Linked DNA regions of Homo sapiens: region 1 is linked to region 2. A link is an interaction called in ENCODE POLR2A ChIA-PET data of the cell type or tissue named here. Cell type or tissue: PC-9. All regions are shown on one strand. Each heading gives the region's core, and the rest is flanking DNA. Links, peaks and the distances in the headings are about the cores only.

Region 1 (5,000 bases), core at 1-5,000, 250 kb after region 2:
CAGTTAACTCATTTACGCCAGAGGCTGCAAATTTTTTGTGTGAAAGATCAGAACTTGGCGATGACCTTGAGCAGTAGGATATAAATAACTCCCACAAACTTAGCGTTCTAATAATAGAACACTAGGCATAAATGAGTTAAGGTATATACTACTTCTTCGTTTGAGACAGAATCTTGCTCTGTCACCCAGGCTGGGGTACAGTAGCATGATCTTGGCTCACTGCAACCTCCGCCTCCCAGGTTCAAGTGATTATCCTGCCTCAGCCTCCCAAGTAGCTGGGATTACAGGCACCCGCCACCACACCCAGCTAATTTTTGTATTTTTAGTAGAGATGGGCTTTCACCATGTTGGCCAGGCTGCTCTCAAACTCCTGACCTCAGGTGATCTGCTCACCTCAGCTTCTCAAAGTGTTGGGATTACAGGCATGAGCCACTGTGCCTGGCCCCAAGGTATACTAGTTCTTAAATCAATTTTTAAAAATATCACCCAGGCCTGGCTCAGAGGTTCATGCTTGTAGTCCCAGCTAATCAGGAGGTTGAGGTGGGAGGATCACTTGAGCCCAGGAGGTGGAGGCTGCAGTGAGGTACGATTGCGCACCCCAGCTTGGGCAACAGAGCAAGACGGTGTCCAAAAAACCCAAAAGACACCCATTTCACAGATATTTTAACATTTAACAACATATAATTGAGCATATACCCACTCGTGACTGCAGCTGGCTTTTGTTGTCATTAGGTTTGCTAGTCTTGTCTATCTTCTTCTTGTTGCTCCTTTAAATAACCAGTTTCTGCATTTATTTTGCCTGTGGCTATCTGTTCCCTAATTTATTCCTACGTAACTTTTCATTACTTTCTTCCTCTGAGTTTCTTTACAGCTGGCTCCTCCTGTTTGGGGTTTTTTCTTTGGAAACTGAATATTTTATTTGTTTTAAAAATTTCTTCCCATTTTAAGTAATAAATCCATTTCATACAATGAATTTAGCTTAGAGTGTTGCTTTAGTCATACTCCAGGGTTCTTTTTTAAAATATGTATTACTCTAGTTTTTATTTTCTAAACAGTATGTTATTATACATGTTTTCCTTTAAGTAATTAAAACATTTTAAAATTCCCAATCAAGACATAGCATTTACACTTTTATTACTTTCTCTTAAGAGTGGATGAAGATTTTAGTTCATACTAACTTGAAGACATTAAGGAGCCTGATTTTTTTGTCCTGTGGCTGAGTACTATGTCAATTTTTTAAGGGTGCGTGAAACATCTATAAAGAAGGTGTAACTTGTTTGTAGGATGTGAAGGTCAATATATATTAATGTGACCTTAAAAACATATTTTCAATATACAGTAGGTTTTTTACAGATGTGTTCTCACTTATTAAGACAATCCTGGCTTGGCACAGTGGCTCACACCTATAATCCCAACACTTTAGGAAGCTGAGGCGGGCAGATCACCTGAAGTCAGGAGTTGGAGACCAGCCTGGCCAACATGGTGAAACCCCGTTTCTACTAAAAAAAGAAAAAAAAAATACAAAAATTAGCTGGGCATGGTGGCATGTGCCTGTGATCCTAGCTACTCGGGAGGCTGAGGTAGGAGAATCACTTGAACTTGGGAGGCGGAGGTTGCAGTGAGCCGAGGCTGCACCACTGCACTCCATCCAGCCTGGGTGACAGAGCGAGCCTCCGTCTCAAAAAAAAAAAAAAAAAAAAAAAAAAAAAGACAATCCTGTAAAAACACACTGTATGATTCAGCTAATATGAAGTATTTAGTCAAACTCATGGAGACAGAAAGTAGAGGGGTAGAAGGGTGGGGACACAGGAATGAGGAGTTGTTTAACACGTGAAATGTTTCCATTGAGGTGGATTGTTAAGCCAATGACAGAATTTAAACCACAGACTTACTTTGATAGTACTCTTAATGGTATAATTTCTTCTCCCATTTTATGTCTCTCTTTATGTTTTTTCTTATGTTTCCTTTTTGTTTTCAAGAGAGAGCTATCTTTTAGATCTCCAGTATCCTTTTCCTCTTCAGTAGAGATTTCTATATCTTGAAATAAATAAAAAAGCACTCCGTTAAGACGTGGGGCTGTGAAATGGGTGAAATCCCAAAGACTCTTTCAATTCATCTGTGATTAACATTTTTGGGAAGTAACTCCTATTATAAATTAAAAGTAATATTAGAGTTTTTCACAATCAGAATGTCAATAAATTTTTAACTTAAAAAAAATGTTTCCATTGAGGAAGATGCAAGGGTTCTGGAGTTGGATGGTGTGATGGTTGCACAGCACTGTGAATGTGCTTGATGCCACTGAACGGTGCATGTAGAAATGGTTAAAATGACATATTTTATGTTACCTGTATTGGCAACAATAGACTTTTTTTGATCCTGTGATTTAGTTATCCCTATTTGTGAGTGAGGAGATGAGGTTCTGAGGTCACCCTGCTGATAACTGGTATAGAATCGGATTTAAACTGAGTTGCCTGTTAAGCTGAATTTGAGGAGGAAGAAATAAAATTAAAGGAAGGAAGAAATGGAAGGAAGGAAGAAAGGAATGAAGGAAAGAAGGAAGGAGGGAGGGAGGGAGAGAGGAAGGAAAGGAAAGGAAAGGAAAGGAAAAGAAGGAAAGGAAAAATAATATAAAATGAACTGAGTCGTCTGCATTGAAAGCTGTTAACATTTCACCCTGTTCCCCGCTCCCTGTGTGGGCTTCAGAGAGGAGCTCCCTCACCACTAATGTCCCCCAACCTAGAAAGCAGCACACCACGCCTTTCACCCAGACACCCTGTGCCCCCAGGGGAGGGTCTGCTCATTCCTCATCTCTCCCCAGCTGTCACGACCACCACCCAGAGGCCCAGCAGCATGACTACCACCTGGAGGCTCAGTAGCACAACCACCACAACCGGCCTCAGGGTCACACAGGGCAAACGACGCTCAGACTCTTGGCACATAAGTCTGGAGACTGCTGTGGGGGTGGCAGTGGCTGTCACTGTGCTCGGAATCATGATTTTGGGACTGATCTGCCTCCTCAGGTGGAGGAGAAGGAAAGGTAAGTGCCCAGGACCCGCCCTCTCCCCAAGCCTCCCATCTGGGGGTTTCTCAAAGCCCACCTGCAGCTATGGGGCTCCTGAAATATGCAGACCCTGCTGGCTCCCCTCAAGCCCACCGAGGCCGACTTCGTGGCCTATGCTGAGGTGTCTGCATTTGTGAGGCTCCTGCAGTGGGGCGGGGCAGGGTCACATGTGAGAGCCCACAGCCCTTTTCACACAGCCGATCCCCCCCTAGTTCTTCTCTCTCAGTCATCACTCATCTACCTCCCCTGAAGGTTCCTGGGGAGGAGAGGGGAGGGTCTGCCCTGGGAAAAGGAGAGAGAGAGCAGAAGGGACCAGAAGTAAGCTGAGCTCAGCAGGCACTGGCCAACTGCCCACCTGCCACGGCCTGGCTTGAAACTGCAGAAGCAAAGTAGATAAAGCATAAACCATAGACTCTGCTCTCAGGGAACTAGGGGTGTGGGGTTTTCAGTTGCCTCAAGGACTAATTGCTTCATTGAGAAAGAACTATGGTAGCACTTAATAAGGGTGGGAAGAAGGAGAGGTAATCAGAGAGGACTTCCCAGAGGTGATATATGCAAAAGTCTCAAAGAAGAAAAAGAATTAGCCTGGCAAGTGGTGAGGGTGGTGTAGAGGTCACTCACTTTCCTTGTGGGTGGAGGAAACCATTCCAGGAGCTGCAGGAAGCTCAGTGCTGGTGGAGGAGGCAGGAAAGGAGAGGACCTTGGAAATCACACCCAAGAGCCTCTGATCCCAGAGGCAGCATGAAGCAGTAAAGGGTGACCTCAGCTACCGTGAGAGACCTCAGTCTATGGAGGAGTGGCCAGAGGTGGGCCAGGCTGGGTCAGTGCAGTGCAGGGGTGAGGTGGAAAGAGGAAAAGGGCCAGATCCTGGAAAAGATTAAGTAATAAAACCAAAGAGGTGAGGTGCGTTGAGGTGGCTCACGCCTGTAATCCCAGCACTCTGGGAGGCTGAGGCAAGAGGATTTCTTGAGCCCAGGAGTTTGATACCAACCTGGGCAACACAGGGAGACCCTGTCTCTACAAAATAATAATAACAATAATAATAATAATAATAATTATTATTATTATTATTATTATTAGCTGGGCATGGTAGCCTGTGCCTGTGGTACCAGCTACTGGGAGGCTGAGATGTGAGGATTGCTTGAGCCCAGGAGTTTAAGGTTACAATGAGCTGTGATTTCACCACTGCACTCCAGCCTGGGAGACGGAGCAAACTATCTCCAACTAAATATAAAAATAATTTAAAAAAAATTTTTTATAAATGACACTTGGTTGGTTGGGCAGGGTGGCTCATGCCTGTAATCTCAACACTTTGGGAGGCCAAGGCAGGAGAATCTCTTGAGCCAAGGAGTTCAAGACCAGCCTGGGCAACTTTGCAAAACCCCGTATCTACAGAAAATACAAAAATTAGCTGGGTGTGGTGGCGTGCGCCTGTGGTCCCAGCTACTCCAGAGGCTGAAGTGAGAAGACTGCTTGAGCCTGGGAGGTCGAGGCTGCAGTGAGCCATGATTGTGCCACTACACTGCAGCCTGGCTGACAGAGCAAAACCTTATCTCAATAAATAAATAAATAAGTTGATTGTTAGATTGATGTAGGGGCGAGGGAGCAGGAATAAGCCCCTGTTTCCACTTGAGTGGATGAGGCTGTAATGAAATCACCAAGTACAATGGGGAAGAGAGGAGATCATGCTTGGAGGGGAACGATGCCTCATTTAATTTGGGATCTGTTACACTGGAGATCCATGTGTGGCATCTCAGCAGAGTTGTCCATTGGAAACTCAGAGTACACATTTACAGTTCAAAAGAGAGGACAAGGCCTGAGGCATTAATGAGTTCCACCCCAACATCCTCCAAACCTGATCTGAAGTTACCATCAAGAATGTTTGCAATGGGCTAGGCATGATGGCTCCCGCTCACGCCTGTAATCCCAGCACTTTGGG
Region 2 (14,549 bases), core at 5,955-10,954:
ACACAAACAGATAGCAAAGCAAAGCAGCAAAACTGTATTAAGCACAGTATTCCACTCTCGGAGGGCAGAGCAGAGTGACCTCTGCCAGATGAGATCAGCATTAGTTTGGTGTACTTTTTTTTTTTTTTTTTTAGACGGAGTCTCTGTCGCCCAGGCTGGAGTGCTTTGGTGCAATCTCGGCTCAGTGCAGCCTCCACCTCCCAGGTTCAAGCAATTCTCCTGCCTCAGCCTCCTGAGTAGCTGGGATTATAGGCACACGCCACCACGCCCGCCTAATTTTTGTATTTTTAGTAAAGATGGGGTTTCATCATGTTGGCCAGGCTGGTCTTGAACTCCTGACCTCAAATTATCCACCCGCCTTGGCCTCCCAAAGTGCTGGGATTACAGGCGTGAGCCACCGTGCCTGGCCATGAAGCTTGAAGTTGTTTATTAGACATCGGACCTGTGCTCAAGACCCCAGGTAGAAAATTTTTAAAATCCAGGCCAGGCGCGGTGGCTCATGCCTGTAATCCCAGCCCTTTGGGAGGCCGAGATAGGCAGATCACGAGGTCAGGAGATGGAGACCATCCTGGCTAACATGGTGAAACCCTGTCTCTACTAAAAATACAAAAAATTAGCCGGGCATGGTGGCGGGTGCCCGTAGTCCCAGCTACTCAGGAGGCTGAGGCAGGAGAATGGCGTGAATCCGGGAGGTGGAGGTTGCAGTGAGCTGAGACTGTGCCAGTGCACTCCAGCCTGGGTGACAGAGCGAGACTCTGTCTCAAAAAAAAAAAAAAAATTTTAATCCAAGGATCAGTAAGAAACCATCAATGTAGAAGATGTATATCAATAATGGCAGTTTTTGAAGTTTCCAGTTGCATGATTAAATAATTAGAAGCTGTGTTCAGCAGTGTTTGTAATATATAATGAAATAATTCTACAACTCATCATCATGTAGAATCAGTGGGAGCCCTGAGCTTGTTTTCCTGCAACTAGAGACCAGCCTGGCCAACATGGTGAAACCCTGTCTCTACTAAAAATACAAAAATTAGCTGGGCGTGGTGGTGTGCGCCTGTAATCCCAGCTACTCGGGAGGCTGAGGCAGGAGAATTGCTGGAACCCGGGAGGCGGAGGTTGCAGTGAGCCGAGAATGTGCCACTGCACTCCAGCCTGGGCAACAGAATGAGACTCTGTCTAAAAAAAAAAAAAAAAAGAAAAAGCAACTGCTGTCTACTCTCCAATTTCTCTCCCTGCAGCCCCACCTTTAATTGGGAGTTTTTGTCCTTCTCAGCATTTAGTTTTTGGGGCTAAGGGAAAACCCAGGAATTCAGACCATCATCTCTTAGAAATTCCAGACATCCGGCCAGGCACGGTGGCTCACGCCTGTAATCCCAGCACTTTGGGAGGCTGAGGCGGGCGGATCATGAGGTCAGGAGATCGAGACCATCCTGGCTAACACAGTGAAACCCCGTCTCTACTAAAAATACAAAAAATTAGCCGGGCGTGGTGGCCGGCGCCTGTAGTCCCAGCTACTTGGGAGGCTGAGGCAGGAGAATGGCGTGAACCCGGGAGGCGGAGCTTGCAGTGAGCCAAGATCATGCCACTGTACTCCAGCCTGGGCGACAGAGTGAGACTCTGTCTCAAAAAAATAAATAAGTAAATAAATAAATTCCAGACATCCTACCACTCAGTTGATCCTTTTCTTTTTTTTTCTTTCTTCCTTTTACCTTTTTTTTTTTTTTTTTTTTTTGAGACAGGATCTCACTCTGTCACCCAGGCTGGTGCAGTGGGGGTGATCATAGCTTGCTGCAGCCTCGACCTCCCAGACTCAAGTGATCCTCCCACCTCAGACTCCCAAGTAGCTGGGACCACAGGCACTTGCCACCATGCCCAGCTAATTTTTTGATTTTTTGTAGAGACAGAGTCTCTCCCAGGGTACTGGGATTACAGACTTGAGCTGCCATGCCCAGCATGAATGCTTTTTTTCTAAGTCTGAATTTTCATTGTCGTCTTCTTTTTTTTTTTTTCTGAGACAGAGTCTCTCTCTGTAGCCCAGGCTAGAGTGCAGTGGCACCATCTCGGCTCACTGCAACCTCTGCCTCAAACAATTTTCCTGCCTCAGCCGCCAGACTGGGACTACAGGTGCATGCCACCATGCCTGGCTAATTTTTGTATTTTTTATTTTTTTAAATTTTATTTTATAAATTATATATATATATATATATATATATATTTTTTTTTTTTTTTTTTTTTTTTTTGAGACGGAGTCTAGCTCTGTTGCCCAGGCGGGAGTGCAGTGGCGTGGCGTGATCTCAGCTCACTGCAACCTCCGTTGTCCAGGTTTAAGCAATTCTCCTGCCTTAGCCTCCCGAGTAGCTGGGATTACAGGTGCCCACCACCACGCCCAGCTAATTTTTGTATTGTTAGTACAGATGGGGTTTCACCATGTTGACCAGGCTGGTCTCGAACTCATGACCTCAGGCGATCTGCCCGCCTTGGCCTCCCAAAGTGCTGGGATTACAGGCATGAGCCACTGTGCCCAGCCCCAGATCATGATTTTAATCCATACTGATTGCTTGACAAATAGAAGAAATACACTGCTCCCTAAACCTGAGTCTGTCCATGTGTCTGTTTCCCCTGCCTACATTTTCTTTCTGAAATTTAAATCCCCTTCCCCCATTGCAGGATACTCCTCAACCCTTGCTCCCCTCCCTCTGTAAGTCCCCAAAGCCTTGTGTCCTCTTTTCATAAAAAACTCACAGGGTAGCGTCCTGGTGATGTTTCACCTACTGCCAAAGTACAGCATCTGAAAATGTGTGGAAGATGTGGCTGGTCAAGCACCCAGAAGGAAGTTCAGTGGGGAGAAAGGCAGCTGCCTGAGGAAGGAGAGAACCACACTTCTTAGTAGAGTAAATGTAGAGTCTGGGAATGCAAGCGCAAAGAAGGAATAAGGCTGCCGGCAAGAGGAACCTAATGACTGTGGAACTTAATGGTCCAGACCCCCAGGAAAAGAATAATCACCTCCTCCTCCCACTCACCCACCAGAAAGCATTTTTGTTTGTTTGTTTGTTTGAGACGGAGTCTCATTGTGTCACCCAGACTGGAGTGTAGTGGCGCCATGCAACCTCCGCCGCCCGGGTTCAAGCGATTCTCCTGCCTCAGCCTCCTGAAGAGCTGGGATTATAGGCACACGCCACCACACCCAGCTAATTTTTGTGTTTTTGGTAGAGATGGGGTTTCATCATGTTGGCCAGGCTGGTCACAAACTCCTGACCTCAAGTGATCCGCCCGCCTTGGCCTCCCAAAGGTCGGATTTACAGGTGTGACCCACCACGCCCAGCCCAGAAAGCCTTTTCTACTGGATATCTGTAGAAGAAAGCAATGCCCTGGGGAGAGGGTTGCGTTTCTCTGCTTTCTAGAAAGAAACTGGACTTGAAGGCAGTACCTAAGTATATAAAGAAATTATGCAGGGATGGATGGTATATTGAGCTCTATGGCTTGAGCTCAGGAGTTTGAGACCAGCCTGGCAGCAAAGTGAGACCCTATTACTACAAAAAATACAAAAATTAGCTGGGCATGGGGGCGCACATCTGTAGTCTCAGTTACTCAGGAGGCTGAAGTGGGAGGATCACTTGAGCCCAGGAGTTGGAGGCTGCAGTAAGCTATGATTGCACCACTGCACTCCAGCCTAGGCAACAGAGCAAGACCCCATCTCAAAAAAATAAACAATTAAAAAATTAAAAAGTTGCTTCATGTGACCAATATGTTTTTTATTTTATTTATTTTTTTTCTGGGACGGAATCTCCCTCTGTCGCCCAGGCTGGAGTGCAGTGGCGCGATCTTGGCTCACTGCAGCCTCCACCTCCTGGGTTCAAGTGATTCTCCTGCCTCAGCCTCACAAATAGCTGGGACTAAGGCGCATGCCACCATGCCTGGCTAATTTTTTTTATTTTTAGTAGAGATAGGGTTTCACCATATTGGTCAGGCTGGTCTGGAACTCCCGCCCTCAGGTAATCCGCCTGCCTCGGCCTCCCAAAGTGCGGAGATTACAGGTGAGCCACTGCACCCGGCCACAGCAATATGTTTAGACTTACGTTTTCTAGCAGCAAGGCCAACACTAAAGGTTATAAGATGTTTTCTTGCTTTTTAAAATTTGTTCTTTCTTTTTTTTTTTTTAATTATTTTTTTTGAAATGGAGTCTCACTCTGTCGCCCAGGCTGGAGTGCAGTGGCGCAATCTCGGCTCATTGCAAGCTCCATCTCCCGGGTTCGCGCCATTCTCGCCTTGGCCTCTGGAGTAGCTGGGACTACAGGCGCCTGCCACCACACCCGGCTAATTTTTTGTATTTTTTAGTAGGAACGGGGTTTCACCGTGTTAGCCAGGATGGTCTCGATCTCCTGATCTTGTGATCCGCCCGCCTTGGCCTCCCAAAGTGCTGGGATTACAGGCGTGAGCCACCACGCCCGGCCCACTTTTTTTTTTTTTAAACACATATATTTACATATTTTTTTCTAGTGCCAAAAGTAAAATGTTTTATTTCCCTGTAAGGTAAGATACAAATTTGTCTGGAGAAAAAGTCCTGTTAACTAAAATATTAATACAAGGTACAAAGACGAAAGTAGAGTTGTTTGGAGAAAACTTGAGATAATAGAGTCCCTGAGGGTAAAGTAGGGTCATTGTTGCAAAAACTGAGGGAGGAAGGTTGTGCTCAAGGGTTTATAAGGTAGTGGTTCAGCATGCTGGTTTCTTTCCAGGTCAGTAGGTTCCATCATAAGCTGTGGTCACATTCAGCTACCTGTTCCATTGAGTGATCAAACAAGGTTGGGAGCTGAATACACACACACACAAAAATCTTCACCTGAAGCCATATCTAGGTGGTGACAGGCACCTGCTTTCCCCTAGGGTATATATTGCAAGTCACTGGCTCTTAGCCCTGCTGCTAGTCCAGGAAGTAACTTCGTGTGTCTAGAAACCTACACCTTCCTGAAGCGCGTTAGTCCCATCTGCCAGGAAATCAGCCTTCCAAAATGTACAAACCTTTTTTACAAAATAAAGCCTGAGCTTCAGCTGAGATGCTTTGGGAGAAATGAATTGTTCAGTTTTATCTGAAGCCATTTTTAGAAATTATAATGCACAAATCTGAGCCCGGTGTATGAAGTCCTTGGGGACCTTCTTGCTTTATTCTGCTGCCTCACCTCTTGCCTCATCCCATCCCCAACTCAAACATTTTTCTGTGTGATTTATGTTATACCTGGGCATCTCTGTTCCCCAGCCGTGAGTGCCCTTCTGACACTCTGTACCTGGCTGACACAAAGTCCTCTTTGAGAACGCAGCTTAGATATCTCCCCTTTGGGTGGGGCACGATGGTTCATGCCTGTAATCCCCAGCACTCTGGGAGGCTGAGGCGGGCAGATCAGTTGAGGCCCGGAGTTGAAAACCAGCCTAGTCAACATGGTGAAACCCCACATCTACTAAAAATACAAAAATTAGCTGGTACGGTGGTGCGCACCTACTCCCAGCTACTCGGGAGGCTGAGGCTGGAGCATCGCTTGAACCCAGGAGGTGGAGGTTGCAGTGAGCCGAGATTGAGCCACTACACTTCACTTCAGCCTAGGCAAAAGGGTGAGACCCCATCTCCAACAACAACAAAAAAGATATCTCCTTTTTTTTTTTTTTTTTTTTGAGATGGAGTCTAGCTCTGTTGCCCAGGCTGGTGTGCAATGGCACAATCTCGGCTCACTGCAACCTCCGCCTCCCAGGTTCAAGCAATCCTCCTGCCTCAGCCCCCCCAGTAGCTGAGATTACAGGCACGTGCCACCACGCCCAGCTAATTTTTGTATTTTTAGTAGAGACGAGGTTTCGCCATGTTGACCAGGCTGGTCTCGAACTCCTGACCTCAGGTGATCCACCTGCCTCGGCCTCCCAAAGTGCTGGGATTACAGGCGTGAGCTACTGTGCCTGGCCAAGATATCTCCTTTTTGTGGAATTCTTCCCACAACCCCAAAGGCTGAGTCACATACCTTTCCTGTGTATTCTCACTTCTTTTTTTTTTTTTTTAAGATGGAGTCTCGCTCTGTCGCCCAGGCTGGAGTGCAGTGGTGCGATCTTGGCTCACTGCAAGCTCCACCTCCTGGGTTCAAGCGATCCTCCTGATTCAGCCTCCTGAGTAGCTGGGATTACAGGCACCCGCCACCACGCCCAGCTAATTTTTTTTTTTTTTTTGTATTTTTAGCAGAGACGGGGTTTCACCATGTTAGCCAGGATGGTCTCGATCTTCTGACCTCGTGACTCACCTGCCTTGGCCTCCCAAACTGCTGGGATTACAGGTGTGAGCCACCGCGCATGGACTTTTTTTTTTTTTTTCTCAATTTGAGAGCAGTTACTGTTTATTAACTGAAAACATTAGAACAATAATCATGGTAGACACCTTAGTTCATCTAATAAGTCTGTTGATCTGGTCCTCTCTGTTGCCAGTATCTCCACCTTCTACAAAATGGGTGGTCTTTTTCTTCATTCTACCTCGTGGAGAGGATAATTGAAAGGAGCATGGGAAGTTATTTGCTTCTTTGAAGCATTTTCCAACAGTATAGATCTTATGAATCAGATCCTCCATGTAGGTGATGCCATGTTTACCAAGAGATCAAGCAATCAAGTGTTATCTGTCAAAGCAATTCACTTCTTATTGATTTTGCCATAACCACACTTGTAGATTAGTTCAATTACTGACTTCAGATTTGGGTATCCCCATGCAATATATGGTTCCACAATCCTCAGCATGTTTTTTGTTTGTTTGTTTGAGATGGAGTCTTGCTCTGTCACCTAGGGTGGAGCGCAGTGGCGCGATCTTGGCTCACTGCAACCTCTGCCTCCCGAGCTCAAGCGATTCTCCTGCCTCAGCCTCCCAAGTAGCTGAGGCTACAGGCACACACCACCATGTGCGGCTAATTTTTTTGTTTTTTAATTATTTTTAGTAGAGACGAGGTTTCACCATGTTGACCAGGCTGGTCTCCAACTCCTGACCTCAAGTGATCGTACTGCCTCAGCTTCCCAAAATGCTGAGATTACCAGCGTGAAGCACCGTGGCTGGCATCAGCATATTAATTGAAGCCTTGTAGAGCTTCACAAAGGTTCCATTGAAGATTTGAGGAAGATGAAGAAGCTGCAACACCTTTCGGACCTTTGGGCTCACACCATTGATACTGCTGATCCTGATGACCAATGCCAATTTGTGTTCTGCAGGTACACAGAAGTTGCTAGCTTTTCTTGTCATCTTAGCCATTTGAATTTCAGTTCTGTCCATTCGCCTATAGTCCTTGTGATAGTGCTTCGCTTTTTCCTACCTAAGCTTCCTCCTGGCCTCTTGAAGCATCTTTAGGCAAACTTATTTCTCAGGTGCTTGATCTTCAGCTCTGCAAAATTCCTTCGCTTTTTCTTAAGGGTTTCTGGCACAGCAGGAACCTTCTTCTTTTCAACACCCTCCATGGTTCCAGTTGGAAAAGAGCCTCATAGGTCACTTTTTTTTTTTTTTTTTTGAGATAGAGCCTTGTTATGGAGTGCAATGGTGTGATCTCAGCTTGCTGCAACCTCCGCCTCCCGGGTTTAAACAATTCTCCTGCCTCAGCCTCCCGAGTAGCTGGGATTATAGGCACGTACCACCACACCCAACTAATTTTTGTATTTTTAGTAGAGACGGGGTTTCTCTATGTTGGCCAGGCTGGTCTCAAACTTCTGACCTCAGGTGATCTGGCCCGCCTTGGCCTCCCAGAGTGCTGGGATTATAGGCATAAGCCACTTCGCCCAGCCCTCACAGGCTCATTTTTTTTGTTGTTTGTTTGTTTTTGAGAGGGAGTTTCGCTCTTGTTGCCCAGGGTGGAATACGATGGCGCAATCTCGGCTCACCGCAACCTCCACCTCCTGGGTTCAAGTGATTCTCCTTCCTGCCTCAGCCTCCCGAGTAGCCGGGATTACAGGCATGCGCCACCACGCCCGGCTAATTTTGTATTTTTAGTAGAGATGGATTTCTCCATGTTGATCAGGCTGGTCTCAAACTCCTGACCTCAGGTGATACACCCACCTTGGTCTCCCAAAGTGGTGAGATTACAGATGTGAGCCACCGTGTCTGCCCCATAGCTCACTTCTAATCATGACAGTCACCATATGAAACTGAAGCTGCCAGTTACTGGGGCAGCACAATCACACACTCTGATTAGTCATTGCTTTTCCTCTCAAGAAACTGAAGCTAATTCTGGCTGATTACAGATAAAGGGAATTAATAAAAGGATCCTGGGCAGCCCACATAAGTATTAGGAGAATGGAGATGAAAACTTGAATGCTGATCTTCCAAGAACTATGTCCTAAAATCATGCTCAGACCCCCAGTGCTGCAGCCCTACTCATTGGGGTAGGAGAGACTCCTGCTGTCATTCACACTGCACCAAGGATGCATGCCTTTCTGTGCCAGGAGTCTAGCCTCGCAAACTACCACCACTATTGAGGGCCAGGTGCCTCTAATACCACCCTCACCAGCAAAATGGATCCCATGTGGACCTCATTTTCAAGTTGCTCACGTGTGCATTGAAGGAAGTGATATTATGAAAGCCAAGATGAGATAAGATTTCCCAATAAAGGAAGGTGTGGTTGGTCTATGCTGTTTACTAAGCGTGAAAAAAAAGAACAATCTGCAAATGAACTGTGGCTTTTGGCCTGACTACCCCCAATAAAGACAACTGAAAAAAGATTTAAAATAAAAATATTTATGGCTGGGCACAGTGGCTCACACCTGTAATCCCAGCACTTTGGGAGGCCAAGGCGGGTGGATCACCTGAGGTCAGGAGTTCGAGACCAGCCTGGCCAACATGGCAAAACTCCATGTGTACTAAAAATACAAAAATTCACCAGGCATGCTGGTGCACACCTGCAATCTCAGCTACTTGGGAGGCTGAGGTAGGAGAATCGTTTCAACCCAGGAGGTGGAGGTTGCAGTGAGCCGAGATTGTGCCACTGCACTCCAGCCTGGGTGACACAGAGAAACTCTGTCTCAAAAAATAAAATAAAATAAAAATATTTAAAATGCATCAAAGACCTTGTATGACACTGAAGAATTATCAGGAGAGAACAGGGAAAAGGACTGGAGCTCAAATAGATGGCTTAGGGGTGATTCTAAACCAGGGATATTTGTGAGTAAAGACAGCAGAGACATAAAGCTTGGCTTTTGCCATTCTCAAGAGTAGAGTGGGCCGGGTACAGTGGCTCATGCCTGTAATCCCAGCAGGTGGTAGGCCAAGGTGGGAAGATCACATGAGCCCAGGAGTTTTACACCAGCCTGGGCAAAATAGTAAGACCCCATCTCTTTAAAAAAAAAAAAAAAAAAAAACAGCCAGGTGTGGTGGCATGCACCTGTAGTCCCAGCTACTTGGGGGGCTGAGGCAGGAGGATCGCTTGAACCTGGGAGGTCAAGGCTGCATTGAGCTGAGATTGCGACACTGCACTCCAGCCTGGGTAACAAGGTGAGACCCCGTGTCCAAAAAACAAGAGAGATAGAGTGAACATGGGTGAAAGTCCTTCAGCAACTGGGAAGGTAAACTTTAGAGAAGCATCTTCTGCTGTTTGTTGAGACTCTAATCCATGGGCATTCACTGAAAGGCAGAGATGTATTTTTGGTGGCTTTCATGCATTAGCACAATGGGAGTTGGAGCTTAACGTTCACCAAATGGAAGATGCTATGTAACAGTCCCTGTACTGGGTTGAAAACTGAAGAATTTTACTCTGTTTGTTGGGGTAGACTGTACTCCCAGGAATTTTTCTGTGTGGCCACAGAACTTCAAACCATGTGTCTGAACTGTTAAATACCTTAGATATCTAATAGTGGAAACTGTTCAGAGTAAGATAATAGTGCCTTAGGTCTTAACGGTATACATAAAAGTATTTTTTCAAATAAAATGTCCAGAAAACAATCAAATATCACAAAGCAGGTAATAAAGCAGGGCAGCCAGAACAATAGAAACAACAGACTACAGAAACATGGACACACACAGACACACAAGGACTCCAGATGTTGGAATTATCAGACACAGATTGTAACACTTACTATGTTGAAGGAAATGAAAGTCCAATTTTAAGATCTCAGTGGCCGGGCAGTGCAGCTCACACCTGAAATTCCAGCACTGTGCAAGGCTGAGGCACAGATCACTTGAGACCAGGAGTTCAAGAGCAGCCTGGGCAACATAGCGAGACCTCATCTCTGTAACAAACAATAACAAACAAAAATTTAAAAATAAGTTTGTGGATTTAGGCATGTTTGTTATGTTTCAATTCACTGCAGTTATTGTCCTGATTGATTTCAAAATATTCTTTTTTTTTTTTTGTCCAGTGGAAGCCTCTTCAAGTTGGCCTTTGAGTTCTTTTGACACAACCCTAGTCACCAATAAAGTTATCTTTTTATTTATTTATTTATTTGTCTATTCTTTGAGAAGGAGTCACATTCTGTTGTCCAGGCTGGAGTGCAGTGGTGTGATCTCCATTCACTGCAACCTCCACCTCCCGGATTCAAGCGATTCTCCTGCCTCAGCCACCTGAGTAGCTGGGATTACAGGCACATGCCACCACGCCTGGCTAATTTTTATATTTTTAGTAGAGACGGGGTTTCAAAGTGTTGGCCAGGCTGGTCTTTAACACCTGACCTCGTGATCCGCCTGCCTCGGCCTCCCAAAGTGCTGAGATTACAGGCGTAAACCACTGCGCCCAGCCTAAAGTTATCTTTAACTTCATTCTGTGGTTTTATTATTACTTTTTCCTTTTTTTTTTTTTTGAGACTGAGTCTCGCTCTATCATCCGGGCTGGAGTGCAGTAGTGCGATCTTGGCTCACTGCAACCTCTGTCTCCCAGGTTCAAGGCCTGAGCCTCCCGAGTAGCTGGGATTACAGGTGCCTGCCAATATGTGCAGCCAATTTTTGAATTTTTAGTAGAGACAGGATTTGGCCGCTATCGGGGGAAATTCACCCCCAATATTTCACATAGCTTCTTTTCTATATTCCCTAAGAGTCGGCCGGTCTGAGAAATAAAGGGACAGAGTACAAAAAAGAGAAATTTTAAAGCTGGGTGTCCAGGGAAGACATCACATGTCGGCAGGTTCCGTGATGACTAATAAAAACCAGCAAGTTTTTATTAGTGATTTTTTCAAAAGGGGAGGGAGTGTACGAATAGGGTGTGGGTCACAGAGATCACATGCTTCACAAGGTAATAAGATATCACAAGGTAAATGGAGGCAGGGCGAGATCACAGGACCACAAGACGGGACAAATTAAAATTGCTAATGAAGTTTCGGGCACGCATTGTCATTGATAACATCTTATCAGGAGACAGGTTTGAGCAGACAACTGGTCTGACCAAAATTTATTAGGCGGGAATTTCTTCGTCCTAATAAGCCTGGGAGCGCTACGGGAGACTGGGGCTTATTTCATCCCTACAGCTTCGACCATGAAAGACGGCCGCCCCACAAAGCGGCCATTTCAGAGGCCTACCCTCAGGGACACACTCTCTTTCTCAGGGATGCTCCTTGCTGAGAAAAAGAATTCAGCAATATTTCTCCCATTTGCTTTTGAAAGAAGAGAAATATGGCACTGTTCCACCCGGCTCACCGGCAGTCAGAGTTTAAGGTTATCTCTCTTGTTCCCTGAACATTGCTGTTATCCTGTTCTTTTTTCAAGGTGCCCAGATTTCATATTGTTCAAACACACATCCTCTACAAACAATTTGTGTTAACACAATCATCACAGGGTCCTGAGGTGACATACATCCTCCTCAGCTTACCAAAATGACGGGATTAAGAGATTAAAGACAGGCATAGGAAATCACAAGGGTATTGATTGGGGAAGTGATAAGCGTCCATGAAATCTTCACAATTTACATTCAGAGATTGCAGTAAAGACAGGCGTAAGAAATTATAAAAGTATTAATTTGGGGAACTAATAAATGTCCATGAAATCTTCACAATCCACGTTCTTCTGCCATGGCTTCAGCCAATCCCTCCGTTTGGGGTCCCTGACTTCCCACAACAGGCCACGTTGGCCAGGCTGGTCTCAAACTCCTGAGCTAAAAAATTAGCCGGGCGTGGTGGCAGACGCCTGTAGTCCCAACTACTCGGGAGGCTGAGGCAGGAGAATGATGTGAACCCGGGAGGAGGAGTTTGCAGTGAGCTGAGATCACGCCACTGCACTCTAGCCAGCCTGGGCGGGAAAAAAAAAAAAAAAAAAAGAGAGAGACAAACTCAATAGAAAAATGAGAAAAGAGTTGAACTGGGCCGGCATGGTGGCTCATGCCTGTAATCCCAGCACTTTGGGAGGCCGAGGTGGGTAGATCACTTAAGGTCAGGAGTTTGAGACCAGCCTGGCCAACATGGTCAACATGGTGAAACCCCCTTTCTACTAAAAACCCAAAAAAATTAGTCGTGCCTGGTGGTGCGTGCCTGTAATCCCAGCTACTCGGGAGGCTGAGGCAGGAGGATTGCTTGAACCTGGGAGGTGGAGGTTGCAGTGGGCCGAGATCGCACCACCGCTCTCTAGCCTGGGCAACAGAGGAAGACTATCTCAAAAAAAAAATAAATAAATAAGCCAGTTGCAGTGGCTCATGCCTGTAATCGTAGCACTTTGGGAGGCCGAGGCAGGTGGATTGCTCTGAGCTCAGGAGTTCAAGACCAGCCTGGGCAACACGGTGAAACCCCGTCTCTACTAAAAATACAAAAAAAAAAGCCGGGATGGCAACGTGCCCCTGTAGTCCCAGCTACTTGGGAGGCTGAGGCAAGGGAATTGCTTGAATCCAGGAGGCGGAGGTTGCAGTGAGCCAAGAGCGCACCATTGCACTCCAGCCTGGGCAACATAGCAAGACTCTGTCTCAAAAAAAAAAAAAAGTTGAACTGATACTTCACAAAAGATGATATCCCAAAAGCCAAACCTGTCTGAAAATGTGATCAACCTCATTAATATTTAGGTAAATGCAAATAAAAACTACAATGAGAAGCCATCGCATATCCAAAAACTTTACCCTAAAAGTGTGGCAATACTGGCTGGGCATGGTGGCTCAGGCCTGTAATCCCAACACTTTGGGAGGCTGATGCAGGCAGATCACGAGGTCAAGAGATCAAGACTATCCTGGCCAACATGGTGAAACCCATCTCTACTAAAAATACAAAAATTAGCTGGGTGTGGTGGTGCGCTCCTGTAGTCCCAGCTACTCGGGAGGCTGAGGCAGAAGAATTGCTTGAACCCGGGAACCAGGAGGTGGAGGTTGCAGTGAGCTGAGATTGCGCCACTGCACTCCAGCCTGGGCAACAGAACAAGACTGTCTCAAAAAAAAAACAAAAAACAAAAAGTGTGGCAATACCATGTGTTAATGGAGCTGGAGATAACTGGGAACTCTGACACATTGCTAGAGGAGTGTGAGTTGGTCCAACCAGTTTGATTTGCAGACCATAGATAAAAAAGATAGGAAACTCTCTGATTCATTTTATCTGGCAACCTGCTCTTTCTACCAAAAGCAGATAAAGAATATACCAAAAAGAAACTACAGCCCAATCTCATTTATCATAATAGATTTTAAAAATTCTAAATAAAGCAGTAAAACAAATGGGTAGTATAATTTGTTCCAGCAGATTTTATTCCAGAAACACAAAGATGGTTAAATATCAAGAATACTGCCACCATAATTTATTACATCAAAATCTTTTTTTTTTCTTTTGAGACGGAGTTTCATTCTTGTTGCCCAGGTTGGAGTGCAATGGCACAATCTCAGCTCATTGCAACCTTCGCCTCCTGGATTCAAGGATTCTCCTGCCTCAGCCTCCCCAGTAGCTGGGATTACAGGCATGCACCACCACACCCACCTAGTTTTTTTTTTTTTTGTTTGTTTGTTTTGTATTTTTAGTAGTGATGAGGTTTCACCATGTTGGCCAGGCAGGTCTCGAACTCCTGACTTCAGGTGATCCACCCGCCTTGGTCTCCCAAAGTGCTGGGATTACAGGTGTGAGCTACCACGCCCAGCCTTGAAATTGCTGTTTCTAACAAGTCTTAAAAGACACCCAGACTTTAACAATTGTTATTATATTCAGATTTTTTTGTTGCTTTTTGAGACAATCTTGCTCTTTTACCCAGTCTTGAGTGCAGTAGCATGATCATGGCTCACTGCAGCCTCAACCTCCTGGGCTCAAGCGATTCTCCCACCTCAGCCTCCCGGGTAGCTGGGACTACATGTGCAGTATCATGCCTGGTTAATTTTTAAATTTTTAGAGATGGGGTCTTGCTATGTTGCCCAGGCTTCTAGAATCATTCTTCATATTATTTCACTAACACAGCCTCCACCACATTAATATGGCAACAGGTTTAGAAATTATTTAAAACAAAAATTTCTAATGTTTACATATATTGTGTGATGTGTGTGTGTGTGTGTGTGTGTGTGTGTGTGTGTATCATTCCAAGGTACTGTTTCTAATTTTTTCCTGTAGGGAATGAATATTCAGTATTGCAGCTGCATTGGCTAGCTGGGGATTCTATTTACCACCACATTGTCCCGGACTGAATC

Evidence for each region. ChIA-PET counts read pairs that join two places held together with the same protein. Peaks named below come from ENCODE experiments on the same cell type or tissue, not always from the same donor. Only the 100,000 strongest peaks of a DNase experiment are listed, where the experiment ranks them.
Region 1: POLR2A ChIA-PET joins it to region 2 with 13 read pairs; 4 of 35 experiments call an interaction of 5 or more read pairs at or near these places.

Annotation. Positions count from the first base shown.
Region 1 is chr7:100,387,070-100,392,069 of GRCh38, forward strand. PILRA (paired immunoglobin like type 2 receptor alpha) reads left to right here. Exons shown (of 7, transcript NM_013439.3): 3 at 2,819-3,037. Among named protein-coding and RNA genes, the nearest start is that of PILRA, 16 kb to the left of the region's middle. In PC-9, for the core only: no CTCF peak of the experiment used is centred there; no DNase peak of the experiment used is centred there; H3K27me3 peaks cover 329 bases.
Region 2 is chr7:100,133,222-100,147,770 of GRCh38, forward strand. It overlaps the pseudogene RPL7P60. Among named protein-coding and RNA genes, the nearest start is that of LAMTOR4, 8.4 kb to the right of the region's middle. RefSeq lists an enhancer at 4,611-4,670. In PC-9, for the core only: no CTCF peak of the experiment used is centred there; DNase peaks (open chromatin) are centred at 8,170 and 8,590; H3K27ac peaks cover 1,898 bases.